Regions from separate parts of the Homo sapiens genome. Here region 1 is linked to region 2. The links are chromatin contacts, found by Hi-C or POLR2A ChIA-PET in ENCODE. All regions are on one chromosome and are shown on one strand. Each heading gives the region's core, a stretch centred on a gene start or an enhancer-like site at or near the end of the contact. The rest is flanking DNA. Distances are from core to core; before and after follow the strand shown.

Region 1 (3,018 bases), core at 487-2,986, 500 kb before region 2:
CTCCTCAGGGATAGGAGCAAGCAGGAATCATTTCTTTTTTTTTTTTTTGAGACGGAGTCTCACTCTGTCGCCCAGGATGGAGTGCAGTGGCACCATCTCAGCTCACTACAAGCTCCGCCTCCTGGATTAACGCTGTTCTCCTGCCTTGCCTCCCCAGCAGCTGGGACTACAGGCTCCCGCCACCACACCCAGCTAATTTTTTGTATTTGTAGTAGAGATGGGGTTCCACCATGTTAGCCAGGATGGTCTCGATCTCCTGACCTTGTGATCCGCCCGCCTCGGCCTCCCAAAGTGCTGGGATTACAGGCGTGAGCGACCGCACCCGGTCAGTCATTTCTTAATAAAAGAGTTGCCTGGCCTACCTCTTTAAGAAGAACAGCAACTCACCTTGCAAACATAATTCAAGTATATGTGTGTGTGTGTGTGTATATATATATACACACGCATATATATGTGTATATATATATTTATGTCAAACCTCATATATATGTATATGTGTGTGTGTATATATATGTCAATATATTTTTATGTCAAACCTCATATATATAATATATATAATATTAATAAAATATATTATATATTATATATATTATATATAATAAAATATAATATATATTATATATAATATATAATAAAATATATTATATATTATATATATTATATATAATAAAATATAATATATATTATATATAATATATAATAAAATATATTATATATTATATATATTATATATAATAAAATATATTATATATTATATATATATGAGGTTTGACATAAACCTCAGGGGTGGGGGTGGTGGAAGGGAGAGCATCAGGAAAAATAGCTATTGCATGCTGGGCTTAATACCTAGGTGATAGGTTGATAGGTGCAGCAAACCACCATGGCACACGTTTACCAATGTAACAAACCTGCACATCCTGCACATGTACCCTGCACATTTACCTATGTAACAAACCTGTAGATCCTGCACATGTAACTTAAAATAAATAAATAAATAAGGCTTTAGAATGAAATTGAGTTTAGGGCCATGAATACAGTTTGACGGGTGTGGGCACAGAGGTGATGTTTGGCATCAGAGTAGATAAGTTATTTGAAGAGAGAAAAACAAAAAGAATAGAGTAAAGCAGAAGATGAGAAACTAAACTCTACTGAGTACCCACAGTTCTGCAGTGGAGTAAAGAAGAAGAATTAGAGAAAGTACTCTCTCTATATAGTATTCGTATATGTATATGAATGAAGGATTTAGTAAAGTATAATTTATGGTAATAGTTTTTACCGTCAGAAGTATTTTCTTTATTTTATATTGAAGTTTTTGTTTTAAGATTAATACTGTTGGCCGGGCGCGGTGGCTCACGCTTGTAATCCCAGCACTTTGGGAGGCAGAGGCGGGCGGATCACGAGGTCAGGAGATCGAGACCATCCTGGCTAAAACGGTGAAACCCCGTCTCTACTAAAAATACAAAAACTTAGCCGGGAGTGGTTGTGGGCGCCTGTAGTCCCAGTTACTCGGGAGGCTGGAGAATGGCGTGAACCCGGGAGGCGGGGCTTGCAGTGAGCCGAGATCGCGCTACTGCACTCCAGCCTGGGCGACAGAGCGAGGCTCCGTCTCAAAAAAAAAAAAAAAAAAAAAAGAAAAAGATTAATACTATTGTCAGTATGCTGGTTCATTGTGGAGTATAAAATAATTTATTCTTCTCCATGAGCAAGTCGTGATCAGTTTCTTGTCTAAAAACCTTCCTATAAGTCCAGGAAAGATGGCTTATTCTGCCATCTTGTGGCTTGTTTTATTATGTTATCACTGTACATTGAGAAGTAATGGGTTAAAAGAAAACCAAACCGAAATTTACCCGAAGGTGTATTTTAATTATAGTACATACTAAGTGTATATTGGAGGCCAGGCAATAGAGCTAGGAAAATAAAAATATGAGGTATATCCTTCTCTTAAGGTTGATATTGGGCACCCGTTCAGAATATTCCTTCTCATAAAGTTCTAGGAAATAAAATCATAAATTAAGTAGGAATAAGCCTAACATGAAATGAACAAGATATTTATAAGGAAAATTGTAGAACCCTACTAAGGAACATAGAATAATGAAGGGATATATTGTAATTGTTAAAATATTTATTATTATAATATGCATACATCTTCCAGAGTAAGCTACAGGTCTGAAAATATCACAGGCAAAACCCCCAAAGAATGTTGTTTGTATATTTGAATATTATAACTTGGTAGTATAGTTCAAATGTAAGAGAAAATGTGAAACAATAACAAAAGAAAAATGAAAAAGAAAGGAGAAGAAAAAGGGCTTGCTTAAGATATAAAATGCACCATAACATAACAGTCATTAAAAGACACAAAATATGCAAAAGTAAACAAGTAGGCCAGCTGAATCGCATAGAGTCCAGGAAGAAACTCATGAAAAGTATTGACAGCTGATATTTGAAGTGACATTTTAAGTTGGTGGGGGAAAAAGAGAGCAAGTATTTCATGAATGATGTTTTAAAAATTTACCACGCATTGGGAAAAAATAGAGTTGTTTTCAACTTTAAGCTATATACCAATATGAATTTCTTATGTTTAGAGAGCTAGATGTGACAAAAAAGTCTATGTAAGTGTGATATGGTTTGGCTGTGTCCCCACCCAAATCTCATCTTGAATTGTAGCTCCCATAATTCCCATATGTTGTCGGAGGGACCTGGTAGAAGGTAATTGAATCATGGGGGCAGTTCCCCCATACTGTTCTCATGGTAGTGAATGAGTCCCATGACATCTGATGGTTTTATAAGGGGAAACCCCTTTTGCTTGGCTTTCATTCTCTCCTAAACTGCTCCCATGTAAGATGTACCTTTCACCTTCTGCCGTGAGTGTGAGACCTCCCCAGCCAAGTGGAACTGTGAGTCTATTAAACCTCTTTTCTTCTTTGTAAATTGTCCAGTCTTGGGTATGTCTTTGTCAGCAGCATGAGAACAGACTAATACATTAAATTGGTACTGGTAGACTGGGGTACTGCTGTAAAG
Region 2 (3,018 bases), core at 59-2,558:
TTACTCAAACCAAAAGCTGCACTCTCGGCAATTTGTCCCTTACAGAAGAGGCTGTTTCTTGTTACAACAGTACCGTGCTGTGCTTCAGCCATCCATAACACGCCCACTGTATGTAGTCTCATAGGAGGCATTGCAGGTCCAGTGTCTAGCCAGAAATGAGAAGCAGAGATTGTTATTTTTTTTTTGAGGTGTGACTCACCCACAACCTTCTCAATTCCAACTAGTTTTGTTTTGTTTTCCTGTAACCTAGTTTTAAATATATTTCCAAATCAGAGGCTGCCCTCAAAATGTAACCCTTCACCAACAGAAGCTTGTCTGGGAAGATTCTGCAGAAACTCCTCTCAGATTTGAAAAAATAATGGATTGGAAAATCATGTTTTGGCCAGGGTTCAGCAAAGAAAGTTAGGAACTGGCTACCAACATCACAAGAAACAATACTATATATAAAGGTATTGGTGTATTGAGATAGCTTATATTATTATTCTAGGTAAGGTCATCTAGGGGAATCATATGCCTGCATTTCGGTTCTCTTTTGAGGTACTTACCCTGGGCAATAGGAAGTATGAGAGGGGTTACAGAGATCCTCTTCCTTGGGCAGGAACACGTTTACAGCCATGATAGACACTCACTGTGAGGAACATCAGGTGGTGTGCGTGTGTGTGTGTAGGAGAGGTTGATACTTGAAATAAACCTCCTGAACCATGCTAAGAAGTCCAAAGTATGATAACAAGTGTGGATTTATCCAGATGACATTGGAGTAACACTACAGTGTTTTAAGCAGGGAAATTACATGATCACATTTATATTTTATAACTATAGTAAAGCTTCCATGTGTAGAATAAACTGGAGGAAAGCATACTGAAAGGATGAAGACCATCTAGAAACATATTCAAAAGTCTAGGCAAATGATGGTGATATGCCTAGCCTAGTAGGATTATGGATATTGAAATTGACTGTATTCTAGAGATATTGAGGATAGAGAAACAACAAGACTTGGAAATAGCTTGGGTATCTCCATGATGATAAACAATAATTTGGAAAATACGGTCTTGTTTTAAGTCTTACTGTGAACACATGCAGCTATTTGCCTGTGGATTTGTGTTTTTCTGACTGTAGGAGCATATTGGGTCTACACTCAAGGAAAACTAGAAGTGCAATAGTTATTGCCCCAGAAACAACCCTCAACAAATAACATAAAGGAAGATGACAGATCAATATTTCACTTTCCTCTCACTCGATAATATACCCATAAACTCTGTCCCACTAGAGTTCTAGGGTTCCCCAGAAAGATTTAGCTCCAGTTACCAATAGTGGTACATGACTTCATAATGCCCCCTGCGCTAGAATTCTTCCATTTCCTATTTTACTTCTCCACTTCCTCCCTACTCCCCTACCAGCATTTCTTGGGAAAACTTGAATATTTGTCTTACTGTCTGTTTTGGATAAAAACAAATGATGAAAACTTTCACTACAAAGGGATGATATTGGGGTGGAAATGAAGAATTCACATTTGAGAAAGATGAGATCAAGATACTCTATTCAGGTTGTTGTAGTTTAGCCCTTAGGGTCTTTCTGGTGTCATGTTAGAAGACTGCTTCCAGAAGCCTAGTTTCTGAAGCTTTGAGCTAAGGATTGGCCATCTTTTGCTAATAGTCTTCTTAGATGTCTGATTTGTTCTTCCATGAGTGGTGAATTTGTTTTTGATTATGTCCCCTCTGTTGAATGAAATTTAATTGTATTATACAAATTGCATTAAAGAGTATTTCTGGTATCACGTTTAGCTTCTTACTTCATTTAGCTAGGGTAAAATATGGTACTATAACCTGAACTGTGTTCCTCAAAATTCATAAATGAAAGCCTTGACTGCCAATGTGACTGTATTTGGAGACAGGTCCTTTACAGAGGTAATTAAGATTGAGTGAGGTCACAAGGGTGGGGCCCTAATCTGATAGAACTGGTGTCCTTAGAAAAAGAGGAAGAGACACCAGGGCTGTCTCTTTTTCTTAGTTCTGACAAAGGGAAAAGGCCTCGTGAGAACACAGCAAGAAGTCTGCTAGCCACAAGCTAGGAAGAGTTCCCTTACCAGGAACAGAATCAGCTGGAGTCTTGACTGGGATGTCCACCCTTCAGAACAGTGAGAAAATAAAGTTCATATTAAGCCACCCAGTCTGTGGTGTTTTGTTATGGTACCTTGAGCTAATACATATGGGCACATTAATGTTTAAATGAACGTCTTTACTTTATTTCCAAACTTCAGTATTTTCCTTCCTACATTTTAATTTTCTTTTTTCATAATGTTCTTTCATAAGAGAATGAATTTTGGACCCAGATCATCTGTTACGTTGGTCAAATTCCTTAACTTTATTTGAATCAATTTTCTCAAATGTCTGAAGATGATGATACTAATATTTGCTTCCCCGTCGGATGGCTGTCTTCAAAATAAGCACTTTAATTATAATAAAGGCTGGAAATAAAAATATTTCTTTTATTATTGCTGTATGTTTTCAATATTCTTCAATATCTTACATGAATTTTTTTAAAAAATTAAGTTGAAACTTTCTATTCCTGTCTTATTTTTCAGACATAGCTTTTTCCTGTCTTCCGTTCCACTCCTTCTCTAGAATTTCTTCTTGCCACACACTTCTTTCCCCTGGGTAGACAGAGCCTCACAAGCTCATCCTTATTTTTCCTCACAAAGCCTTGTCAAACAGACCATCCATTGAGATTCCTACTGGATCAATTGACAATTGATTCAATTTGGTCACTAGGCAACATATTTTAGGAAAAGAATGTTGTGAATGCTGTTTTTGCATTTATTTTCCAGGATTAAAACCTTCTTCAAATAATCTGCTTTGTTCCAGGATCCATGAAAGCTTGAAATAGCACCCACACCGTCTGCACTTGCTTGCCCTTTATGCCATAAATTCCTTCTAAACATAGACATCCATGTCAAGTTGGCATTGATATAGGATGCAGATTTATGTGTTTAGAAGTAAGTCAAGAAAGAAAGAACATTTG

Evidence for each region. Hi-C counts contacts between places; a loop is a spot of excess contacts on that map. ChIA-PET counts read pairs that join two places held with the same protein, here RNA polymerase II (POLR2A). Pooled maps may share reads with other maps.
Region 1: a map of A673 shows a loop between it and region 2 (3-fold over the local background). The contact joins the enhancer-like site here to the promoter of LINC02013 in region 2. A Hi-C loop is called at or near these places in 2 of 168 maps with a recorded cell type or tissue (A673 and IMR-90) and 2 of 50 pooled maps. POLR2A ChIA-PET finds 5 or more read pairs at or near these places in 2 of 52 experiments (GM12878 and activated T-cell).

What each region holds. Positions count from the first base shown.
Region 1 is chr3:190,200,220-190,203,237 of GRCh38, forward strand. No RefSeq gene overlaps it. Among named protein-coding and RNA genes, the nearest start is that of P3H2-AS1, 81 kb to the left of the region's middle. Within about 2 kb of position 1,737, at least 4 of the 41 ENCODE cell types and tissues checked have a DNase peak (open chromatin) inside an H3K27ac peak, as active enhancers do; they include A673, where a contact is called at or near this core.
Region 2 is chr3:190,698,006-190,701,023 of GRCh38, forward strand. It overlaps LINC02013 (long intergenic non-protein coding RNA 2013), which reads right to left and starts at 1,309. Exons shown (of 2, transcript NR_183762.1): 1 at 546-1,309; 2 at 1-145.